4 separate regions of the Homo sapiens genome follow, and regions 1, 3 and 4 are each linked to region 2. A link is a contact called in ENCODE Hi-C or POLR2A ChIA-PET data. All regions are on one chromosome and are shown on one strand. Each heading gives the region's core, a stretch centred on a gene start or an enhancer-like site at or near the end of the contact. The rest is flanking DNA. Distances are from core to core; before and after follow the strand shown. Region 1 holds the start of SSTR2 (somatostatin receptor 2). Region 2 overlaps LINC00673 (long intergenic non-protein coding RNA 673). Region 3 holds the start of CPSF4L (cleavage and polyadenylation specific factor 4 like). Region 4 holds the start of SLC39A11 (solute carrier family 39 member 11).

Region 1 (2,700 bases), core at 18-2,517, 600 kb after region 2:
CCTGGAACTTAAGGCAATTGCAGCTCAATTTCCATCTCACCCTGAGCTCCAGGATGCCAAGATTTAAGCCCTATCATGACCAACGTCTCAGAGAGAGATGGAAACTCCTGATCCCCATCTCACAGTGGGTACCCCAAGATACAGCTTGGCCCAGATAGAAGAGAGAGCTGGCTGCTGCTGTACCTGGTGGTTGCTTTTCCATGTCACTCATCTATCTCTAAGGCTCACCCCACCTGCCACACAGCTTCTGGACTTTTACTTTTCCCTGGTGAATTGGAAATCAGATAATAGGATGGACAAATCAAGGCAGCTCAGCTCACAGAGAAAGCTAGTTGGGGTTTGCTTTCTGTTTTCACATCCTCTAAAACTGTACTGAGGATGGTGTGTGTGTGTGTGTGTGTGTGTGTGTGTGTGTATACCTATGTACTTGGAGGAGGGTGAGGAAGGGGAGGCTGCAGGATTGATTATGACTTATTAAACTATTGGAAAAGAGGCTGAATCATCACAGTCAAAAATAAACAGCTGCAACTCCATGCGACTCCCACTTCTTGCCTGCTCCCCTTTGCTCCCTCACAGCATGTAGGAGAGACTGTGCTGGGTCAGACCAGCAGGTGCTGACTGACGTGGCTACAGCAAGGGGACCACCTGTATGGCCGCTGCACCTCCAAGCTGTGGGACGCAGGGACAGCTGGGACCAGTCGACGTCCACTGGCCCTCTGATGGCTCCTAGGACTGAATCTTGGACTCCAGGTGCGGGTTTACACTCCCTGCGCTCATTGGGAACTGCATGGAGAAGCGCTATCCCCTGAGCCCTTTTTCTCCCTACTCTTAGCCTGGCCCTGCGCCCTGCGCCCGGGGCTGGCCCACGGTAAACACAGCTTTGCTAACTTGTTTGGCTAAGGAAATCACAGAGGTCCCGGTATAAGTCTGGGTCACCCCGGCCGCCACTCCAGCTGCCTAGAATATATGGGTGGAAGGGAATCGACTCTGTGAAATCAGAGGGAAAATAGCGCTTGTCCTTGCCATGAGTCTTGAGGAGACCGAAAACGCTTAACCTTTTACGCCCCCGCAGGCGGGTCCCCTCTCTCCCCGCTCCCCGGCTGTCTGTAAGCTCTGCCTGCGGCCACCCGCAGGCGTTTCAGCCGGTCTCACCCCTGTCCTTCTGCAGGACCCGGGAGGAGGGGTTGGGGGGGCGGAGCGAAGCCGCTGTGACGTAGCGGGAGGGGGGCGTGGGGAAATGTGCCGAGGGGCCCGGGCTGGCTGGGCCAGTCCCAGCGGCGCAGCCACCCATGCGCGCGCGCTCGCAAGACCACCAGCGCCCAGAGCCCCAGTCTGAGGCTTGGCGCCGGGGGTCTGCGGGCGAGGGGAGCTCTCTACGTGCGAGGGGCTAGCGGGAGCCGGCACAAGAGGGTCGAGGAGCCAGGAACCCCAAACGTCCGGCGCCAGGCGCTAGCCAAGCTGCTGCGCGCCCCGGCGCCCAGCTGGCTCGGGGACAGCCGCTGGGTGTCGGAGACCGGAGCTAGCGGATTGCAGCGGAAAAGCAAAGGTGAGGGGTGTGTGTGTGTGTGTGTGTGTGTGTGTGTGTGTGTGTGTGATAAGAGAGATGGAGGGAGCGAGAAGCGCACTTGGGCACCTGTGTGCATCTGCGCTGATGGTGGTGTGCCCATCCGAGTGCCTGAGCTTAGGTCCCGGTGCGTGATTCTCCGCTCTTGTGCCTTTTGGGGTGATTGTAGTAGGAATGAACGACAACGGGTACCCTTGCCTGAGTAAGGGGGCTGTGGGTAGAGTGTGCTGGAACGGACGTGTCCTCGCAGCCTCATGCCCGTGTGCGTGGCGTGTGCCCTTTAGCCCGAGATTTCAGGTAGCTGCGACGGGTGACAACTTCTCTCCCAGCCCCCTACAAAAGAGACCTGGCGCGAGGGGAGCGAGGCCGTGAGATGCCAGCTGGGGCTCCTGCGGGAGCGCACCCGGAGATCCGAGCCTGCCAGAGGCAGGCGGCGGGCGCAGAGCGGAGAAAGAGGGGCTTCTCTCCCTAGACGCTGAACGATCTAGGATCCGTCCCCGTCCCCCACCTCGGGACAGAAAGGACAGTTTGTCTAGGTTTGGAGAGAAAAAACCACTGCATAGGCCGTGCCCAAAAGCCGCTGGCCAAGTCCCCCAAGCGACTGTCTTCTGCGCCCCGATGTCTCTGTCCTCAGCGCCCCCCCCCCACACCCGGCACCCCTGCTGTGCGTTTCGATACTGGGCGTGCTGGCGCCACAATCTCCGCTCTTGCCTCGTCTTCCTGGAAATGGCACAGAGTTCTTTGGGAAACCCTTGCTCTGAGGATCAGCGAGTTGGATGGCCAGGAGGAGGACTTTCTGTGCCAGCCGGGAGCAACCGGCTCCGCGGTCCTGACACTCGCCCCTCCATTTCTCAACCCCGTAGGCCAGCACCGCCCCGGCTTTTCCCAGGCGCTCACGCGCCGCGGTGGCCCTCAGGGGCTTTTGTCACCCTGCCAGTGGGGGCTCTCGCTCTAGCCGCACAGAGACCAAGCCGGGTTCTGCAGGCCCTGAGGGAGGCGGGGGGTGGGAAGTGAATGCGGGAAACATGATGGGGAGAGGAGAAACTGAAGCTGAGTAGGATTTAGGACCTCCCCTGATGTCGGGTCGCCATCCCAACACTCATTTCTTGGGCTGGTAATCACAGCCCCTATGTAAA
Region 2 (2,700 bases), core at 117-2,616:
CGCACCCAGCCCAGACCTGCACTTTTGTATTTATGTCACAGGCCTCCTTAGTAGAAAGTGGCGGGGAAAGAACCTAGAAGATCCTTGAAGCTCAGAATTTCCTGTGGGAAGAGGATGCGTCCACCACAGAGCATTCCTGGGGAGCCCACGCATCTCTCTGCACAGTGGCAGCCCGTGGATAACTTCACCTAATAAGAATTGATAGAGCTGACCCAGAAAGTACTAGCCTACACCGGACCATAGCCCTGCCACCCCTAGCAATTATATAGGGATTAGAGCAGAATATTTTATCCCAGCTTTCCCCGTGGCTTTTATCTTATTTTTCCTTCCTTTATTTATTTTTATTTTTTTAGATACAGGGTCTTGTTCTGTCACCCAGGCCGGAGTGCAGTGGCGTGATCGCAGCTCACTGTAGCTTCAAACTCCCAGCTCAGTCTCTGAAGTAGCCGGGACCATCAAGCCGGCTAATTTGTTTTTTGAAAAGATAGGGCCTCACTATGCTGCCCAGGCTGGTCTCAAACTTGTGGGCTCAGGGGATCCTCCTACCTGGGCCTCCCAACGTGTTGGAATTACAGCCATGAGCCACCGCGCCCAGCCTTTATTTCCTTTACTTATGAAAATAACATTTTAAATTAAATGCCTTAAGTCCTTTTGGCGATAGACCAGGTATGTTCAATAGTCTGCCAAAGACATGTGAGTTTTCTAAAGCTATTTCCATCCATGTCGGATTGGGGTGAGAGAAGGGAGACCCAGTTAGGCTGCTGGTAAATGTGTACATGGCCTGCACCTGCAATAATATAACCTGAACACTAGAGGGCACCAGAGCCCAAGAGTCAGGCAGCCCCAGACTTGGCCCTGAGCAGGAAGCACCAGGCGCAATAAAAGCCCCCTCCAGACCCCATAACTATCCAGGCTGCAAGAGCTGCAAGATCCAGACCCTCCTCAGCCTCACACCTCCAAACACCCACCTGCCCGTGTTCACCTGTGGGGTGGTCAGTAAGCAAGTGCCCAGGGACACACGGAGCAGGGCTGCAACCCCAGGCCATCAGTCGGCCTGTGCTCTGAGCCCCCACTGCGTGCCAAGTGCTGCAGGGAGGGAACCATGATGGTGCCGTGCACGTGTGCAGAGCCTATCACTTACCAAACATGTTCGCCCACACACAGACACACAGACATGCACACGCCACCTCTTTATATCATCCCCAGCACCCAGTAAGGCCAGCTCCATCACCCCATCCTGCTGATGAGAAAAATGAGTCCCAAGAGTGCACGGTGACTTCTCAGGGTCAGACATCCTGGCTGGTTAACAGCCGCCCAGCTGGGGAGGTCCCACTCGGCCCAGGGTGGTTTTCCACTTTAGCGCAGCACCTCCCAAAAAGCAAACATGAACCTGTTCTCGGGAGTCCTGCCTGCGATAACCTGGAGCTGGGCTAAACCTGGAGTGAATGCTGTTAACCAAGCTCAGGGCGGGTTTCCAGGAGGCTGAGCTCGCACAGCCACAATGGCAAAGCCACCACTCAGAGAGCTGGAGCCCTTTAGTTTCCCGGCGCCTCCTGCCGGTTCTTCCCGTAAACGTCTGTGGCTCATGCTGCACAGTATTCGGTTGCATCTGCTGCTTCATGGCTCTGTAAAAGGCAAGGTGGGGGGCTGTGTATATGTACGCATGAGTATGCATGCACGTGTGTATGTGCACATATATATGCATTTATGCACCCCCTAGAGGCACTATGGGCCATGAGGGACCTGCCTGTCCCTCCCTGCACCTCATTCTGGCCACAGTGGCCAGTCCTCTACCCCTGTCCCCAGCCGTGTCCTGCCCCAGACCCACCGGGAAAATGCAAGGGAGAGACAAGGCACCCTGCACAAATCCACAGACGCTTACAGGGTGACACCAGAAAGGAAACCTCCAGGCAACCTACCTGTCCCGGAGCTCACAGGGAGTGTGGCCCTCCCAGACACCCAGCCTGACTCCCCAGACACAGCCATCATCCAAAAATGGCACCACAGAGGCAGCCATCAATTATTTTGTTTCTAGTCTTGCTCAAGTTTTTTGCACTTATTCCCTTTTTGTCCTAATAAATAATTTCCATCAAAAGGAATCCCGCGAACATGGCTATTTGGCAGAGAACAATCATATGTCAAACTTTCCTACATCTACAAGAAGAATGGATCTGTTGAAACCCATTTAAGTCTCAAATGATGTATACAGAATATAGAGAATATTCTTTGCCACAGATGAGAATATCCCTCTCGTTCTGAAAATCTGGCTGAGCAGGGCCGGTGCTGGAGCAAGGTCCGTGCTGGAGCAAGGTATGGGGGAGTCCTCTTTCCCATGACCACTTGCATGGGTGTCTTCATGAGACCCACTGGGCATGGTGGTGGGGAGAGGGCTCATGGGGCTGAGCTCCTGGGGGTGAGCTGTAACCCTTCTTTGGGGACTTTTTATCTCAGACTGAAGGGCTCAGTCTCGGTGACCAGGGCAGATTCTGCCACCCTGCAGCTGTTTTGGAGGAAGGTCAGGGAGGCCCATGAATATGGAACCAACCAGGAGGAGGTTCTTGGGACACACAGATCCAGGACAACACAGCCCCAGGCTGACGTCCCCATCAGACCATCCATGAGGCACAAACCAGCGCCCGCCATACTCTGAAGGGCCCATGAAAATGTTTTAACTTCTTTTAAAATCAGGGGAAAAAAAAA
Region 3 (2,700 bases), core at 195-2,694, 700 kb after region 2:
TCCAACCACTTATCCTTTGTCTACCTGTAAGTCTAAAATTCTGCTCCATGGCCGGGCATGGTGGCTCACGCCTGTAATCCCAGCACTTTGGGAGGCCCAGGCAGGTGGATCACCTGAGGTGAGGAGTTTGAGACCCGCCTGGCCAACATGACAAAACTCCATCTCTACTAAAAATGCAAAAATTAGCCGGGCTTGGTGGCATGCACCTGTAGTTCCAGTTACTCGGGAGGCTGAGGAAGGAGAATCGCTTGAACCCAGGAGGCAGAGGTTGCAGTGAGTTGAGATCACGCCAGATCACTCTAGCCTGGGCAACAGAGCGAGATTCCATCTAAAAATAAATAAATAAAATAAAAATAAAATTCCGTTCCATCCCAATTTTCCCTCCCCAGGTGCAAATTCGACACCCTATCCCAGGCCAGGCAGAGCCCCTGCTGGGTGTAGCTCAGACAGACCCTACACTCACCCAGCTTGGGGCCCAGGCCTGTCTGCTAACTCACCTTTCTCACAGAGCCCTTTAGTGAAGAAGTTGCACACAGCTGAGGCCGACTCTGGAAGGAGAAGAGGGAACGGAGAAGGTAGCTTCCCCAGAGGCTGCAGCTGTTCCGGAAGCCTCCACCTCCATCGGCATGTCCCACCTAGACCTCCCCCAGGCTCTGGCCTATGGGATCCCAAATCTGGGCCCTGTAGAGGTTAACCTGCAGAGCCAGCCAGCAGACCTCAACCCTTAACCCCCCAACTCTGAAACAGAGGAGCTCGAGGGGCTCAAGCCTGGCCCAGGAGCTCGGGAGGCCAGTGTGGCTTCTCTCAATTCACCGTCTCTCTGTGCCTCTCTTTCTCAGTCTGGAAAATGGGTTGCCCCGAAGCCACAGAAGAGAGAGACAGAGAAGGGGCGGTCGCATCAGGGAGTTGAGCAGAGAGGCCTGTAGAGAAGGAAGGGGGAGGGAGGCTGGGCGTGGTGGCTCATGCCTGTAATCCCAGCACTTTGGGAGGCCAAGGCGGGCGGATCACGAGGTCAGGAGATTGAGACCATCCTGGCTAACATGGTGAAACCCGGTCTCTACTAAAAATACAAAAAATCAGCTGGGCGTGGTGGCGGGCGCCTGTAGTCCCAGCTCCTCGGGAGGCTGAGGCAGGAGAATGGCGTGAACCCAGGAGGCAGAGCTTGCAATGAGCCGAGATTGTGCCACTACACTCCAGCCTGGGCTACAGAGCGAGACTCCGTCTCAAAGAAAAAAAAACAGAGAAGGTAGGGGAGGGAAAGTGGCCCCACCCTCACTCACTGTCCATGCCCTGGAAAGGCAGGAGCCCAGTGCCCTTCTGCATCTCGACATCCTTCTCGAAGGCAAAGGTGAACCGCTCTAGCCCCGCAATGACCTCTTGCATCTTCCGTCTCCTGCTGGGGCTGCGGAAGCTGCTGGAACCCAGGCAGGTGGGCCCAATATAGCTCATCAGAGGCCCTTAAGGGGCCAGCGCCCAATGCCTCCCCCTTCACCCCAGGGTGCCAGTGGCCAGGTGACTGCAGGGGACGCTCCAGCCTGGGCTGTACAGGAGCAGGGCCCAGCTGCCTCACCCGGCCCACCCAGTGCAGGGGCAGACACCCCAGGGCCCCTCACCCCCACACTGTGTACACAAGGCTCACTCGGATAGGGAGGGATTCGCAGAGCCCCACAAACTGCTTATCTTTGCATGTTACCGAACACAAACGTGGCGTGCACACAGACATTACCAAACCTGGGCTCATACTTTGTCCATGAAGACACAGCCACAGGTTAGCAAAGAGTTGCACAAACCAACCGCAGCAAGGCTGTTATTCTGCCAGAGCTGGGGGTGGTGGGGGTTTGCAGAGGGAGGGAGCCGTCCCACCTCCCCGCTTCTTCCCATGAGGGAAGGGGTCTCCCTCTGGGGCCCCTGACACCCCTTTTCTGGCCTGAGTGACAAGCCCCGAGTGAGCTCTTCGTGGGAGACAGGGAAAAAGGAATGAAGAGGAGAGGAACTGAAACAGTTGGATGAATGGCGCTTTGTTTACCTCGCACACAATCGCCAGCTTGGCGGGAGGGCGGAACCGACCAAGGCCAGGGCGGCCTCCCAGCCAGGATTCCACAGGGCCACCCAGTGCCACCCCACCCCTGAGAAAGTGCTTTATAAATGAAATCTCTATGCAAATGTTGTTTTATTATTATTACACCACCCCTGCCTGCAGGGCTGGGGACATCTGACAATGCTTTCAAAGGAGCATGTTAGGGCTCTAATTAGACCAGGTTCCCCCTCCCCCTGCTCTGGCCCCAAACTGGCCTTGCCTCTAACTAGAGCTGCTGTTCTCAGTCACATTGGCTTTTAATGCCCATAGAACCAGAACCCATACGCCCTCCTTTCTGGGTGCCCAAACCCAGCAGGGAGAGGTGGGCAGCCCCGCAGGCTCTCAGCTGGGCCAACATGAACTAGCCTGCTGGCTGTTGTTCCCCGTGGCTGTTGCTCCTAGATCTGTTCTTTTGAACTCCAGATCAGAAAAGAAAATAGCTGGAGAGATAGACACCTGGAGCCGAGGTGGGACTGGGAGGAGCAGGGACGAGATCCAAGAGTTTCCAGAAGCTCAGGCCTCTGACTGCATCCTGGGAGAGGCAGAGGGACCCAGCTCCAGGGCTAGAGGGTGGGGCCAAGGGGGTCCCTGGGGTAGAAACCCTGGCTTCTCTTGGCCTTAGT
Region 4 (2,700 bases), core at 193-2,692, 530 kb after region 2:
GGTGAAACCCCATCTCTACTAAAAACACAAAAATTACTTGGGCGTCGTGGTGTGTGCCTGTAGTCCCAGTGCCTGTAGTCCCAGCTACTCGGGAGGCTGAGGCAGGAGTAATCGCTTGAACCCGGGAGGCGGAGGTTGCAGTGAGCCGAGATCGCGCCACTGCACTCCAGTCCGGGTGACAGAGCAAGGCTCTGTCTCAAAAAAAAATAAAAATAAATAAATAAATAAAACTGGTAAAACTTCTACAATACCAAGAGCTTAGAAAATGAGTTCTCCTGCCCCATGTGGGATTGGCAAGAGCAAAGAAGAGTCCCAAAAGAACAGAAAGTTTTCTGCAGAGTCTCAAGAGAAGAAAAAGTTTCTGGCAGAGTCCCAAGAGAACAAGAAGTTTTCTCTAACCGGCAGACCAGTAACAACTTTAGGACACAGCATCTCCATCACAGCTTACACAATGGGGCTCAGAATTCCTCACGATGGGGATATTAATTCCATCAACCCTGATTCGTTAGCAGCAGGGAGAATCATTCTCTGACCGTTCCAACTTTTAACATGCCAACAGCCTGTAGACTTGTACACACCTGCCACAGCAGCACATGGGCATTCCCGGCTGATTGATACAGGTTTGTTTTCTTTATTTCCTTTCTCCCCCTTTTAAACCTGTTGTTCCGCTTCCAAGAGTCAGTTCAAGAGGCTGGTGAAGTTGCAGAAGTGGAAACAGCACTAGGGCTGCTGGGCCTTAGTGGAGCTGCACACACATGCCCTAACTCCACGAGGGGGAATCCAGCAGAAGGATTCAGGTCTGGGCGGAGAGGACTGTGGAAAAGTTCTCTAATGCCTCGCTACTCAAAGCGTGGTCCGCGGACCACCCAACCTGGGAATTAGTTAGAAATGCACACTGTCACGCCCCACCCAGACCTGCTGCAAGTTAACCAGATTCCCAGTCAAGTTCCAGAGGTCCAGCTAACAGCCAGAGCAAGTGGGAGGGGCCTGGGAGCAGCTGGATTTGTAGCTGCCTCTGCTCCCAGGAATCCCGGGTACCCCCACACACCGCCTAGGAAGGGACGAACGAAGAGGATTTGGGTTAGGACTGTAAAAGGAAGGCATGTCATTGCCTTCCAGATCACCCTGGAGAGGGACATAGCCGGGGTCCGGGGACTTCCTTCCCACCGCCCCTCACCCTCCCACCCCGCCCCGACACCTGCCAAAGCCTCCAATTTCTCCTCCAAACCCCTCCTCTCTCCAGGCGTACCCCCTTCCAAGCTCCAGGTGGCTGCCCTTCCAAGTCCCACACTCTTGTCCTGATGGCCTCCGACCCCGGGCCTCGAGCCCAACCAAAGGCACCGAAGGAGAGAAAAGCCAACTCACTAGGGTGCCCTCTCCAGCCCCCACTGCACTTCCATCAGCCCCCGCTGCCACTCTCTCGCCGGCTCCACTCCCGCAGTCACTTCCTGCTTCCCTCCCGCACACGTGGCCCTCCCGCCTCCGGGCCCCGCCCCCTTGGCCGCAACTGGCAACTCCCGCCTGAAGAATAGATTCTCTGGTTCACAGCCGTCTGCAGGCTCAGGAACAGATCTGGGCGGGCAGAACAGAGCCCTGAGGCCAAGAGCCCAGCAGTCTGCGAGTGACTGCAGCCCTAAGGGAAGCTACAAACACCCAAGGAAAGAGCCCTTTGTAACACCCCTGATGTTACTTATGCTTCTACACCTTTGGCAGCCAGGTCCATGCCACTGGGTGCGCAGCAGAGCAGGATGTGCTGTGTGTGTGTTGCGGGAGAGGCTGGGGGCGGGTAATGTGATGGCATCGGCATCATTCTCCAGTCAATGACCCTCAAAAGAATCACTGGAGGGGGTCAAACACAAAATGCCAGCACCCCCAGAGGCTCTGGTTCCGTCATTCTGGGTGGGGCTGACATTTTGGGATTTTTTTGTTTTTGCTTTTGTTTTTTTGAGATGGAGTCTCGCTCTTTCGCCCAGGCTGGAGTGCCGTGGCCCAATCTCGGGTGATTGCAGCCTCTGCCTCCTATGTTCAAGCGATTCTCCTGCTTCAGCCTCCCGAGTAGCTGGGATCACAGGTGCATGCTGCCAAGCCCCGCTAATTTTTGTTTTTTTTTTTTTTTTTTTTTTTTTTTAGTAGGGACGGGGTTTCACCACGTTGCCCAGGCTGGCCTCGAACCCCTGACCTCAAATGATCCACTCGTGTGGGCCTCCCAAAGTGCTGGATTATAGGCATGAGCCACCGCGCCTGGCCTGAGATCTTGTTTTGAGCTAGGAGTTGCTGATGCTGCTGTCCTGGGACCACCCTTTGAAAAGCACTGCCCTAGGTCAAAGGCTTTGATCTGCAGGATTTCTGTGAAAAGACCAGAGGATAGGATTGACTAGATTTAGCCAAAAACAAAACAAAATAAATAAATAGATAGAAACAAGATGCCTGGGCTGGGCGCTGTGGCTCACGCCTATAATCCCAGCACTTTGGGAGGCCGAGGCGGGCAGATCACAACGTCTGGAGATCGAGACCATCCTGGCTAATACGGTGAAACCCCGTCTCTACTAAAAATACAAAAAATTAGCTGGGCGTGGTGGCAGGCGCCTGTAGTCCCAGCTACTCGGGAGTCTGAGGCAGGAGAATGGCGTGAACCCGAGAGGCCGAGCTTGCAGTGAGCCAAGATCACGCCACTGCACTCCAGCCTGGGCAACAGAGCAA

The links. Hi-C counts contacts between places; a loop is a spot of excess contacts on that map. ChIA-PET counts read pairs that join two places held with the same protein, here RNA polymerase II (POLR2A). Pooled maps may share reads with other maps.
Region 1: a map of heart left ventricle shows a loop between it and region 2 (5-fold over the local background). The contact joins the promoter of SSTR2 here to the enhancer-like site in region 2. A Hi-C loop is called at or near these places in 40 of 168 maps with a recorded cell type or tissue (B cell, CD4-positive, alpha-beta T cell, CD4-positive, alpha-beta memory T cell and 22 more), 34 of 37 single-sample maps with no recorded cell type and 43 of 50 pooled maps. POLR2A ChIA-PET finds 5 or more read pairs at or near these places in 2 of 52 experiments (activated CD4-positive, alpha-beta T cell and activated T-cell).
Region 3: a loop to region 2 is called in a map of B cell, with 11 times the contacts of the local background. The contact joins the promoter of CPSF4L here to the enhancer-like site in region 2. A Hi-C loop is called at or near these places in 7 of 168 maps with a recorded cell type or tissue (B cell, CD4-positive, alpha-beta T cell, OCI-LY7 and 4 more), 16 of 37 single-sample maps with no recorded cell type and 24 of 50 pooled maps.
Region 4: a map of HepG2 shows a loop between it and region 2 (2.8-fold over the local background). The contact joins the promoter of SLC39A11 here to the enhancer-like site in region 2. A Hi-C loop is called at or near these places in 1 of 168 maps with a recorded cell type or tissue (HepG2), 6 of 37 single-sample maps with no recorded cell type and 8 of 50 pooled maps. POLR2A ChIA-PET finds 5 or more read pairs at or near these places in 1 of 52 experiments (activated CD4-positive, alpha-beta T cell).

The regions. Positions count from the first base shown.
Region 1 is chr17:73,163,743-73,166,442 of GRCh38, forward strand. SSTR2 (somatostatin receptor 2) reads left to right here and starts at 1,268. Exons shown (of 2, transcript NM_001050.3): 1 at 1,268-1,546. RefSeq lists an enhancer at 393-642 and a silencer at 1,183-1,522.
Region 2 is chr17:72,559,590-72,562,289 of GRCh38, forward strand. All of the region lies in intron 1 of LINC00673 (long intergenic non-protein coding RNA 673), which reads right to left. Among named protein-coding and RNA genes, the nearest start is that of LINC00673, 32 kb to the right of the region's middle. Within about 2 kb of position 1,367, at least 5 of the 41 ENCODE cell types and tissues checked have a DNase peak (open chromatin) inside an H3K27ac peak, as active enhancers do; they include stomach, where a contact is called at or near this core.
Region 3 is chr17:73,260,436-73,263,135 of GRCh38, forward strand. It overlaps CPSF4L (cleavage and polyadenylation specific factor 4 like), which reads right to left and starts at 1,445. Exons shown (of 6, transcript NM_001129885.1): 1 at 1,281-1,445; 2 at 498-548. The coding sequence starts at 1,383.
Region 4 is chr17:73,091,246-73,093,945 of GRCh38, forward strand. SLC39A11 (solute carrier family 39 member 11) reads right to left here and starts at 1,443. Exons shown (of 10, transcript NM_139177.4): 1 at 1,366-1,443. RefSeq lists a silencer at 372-603.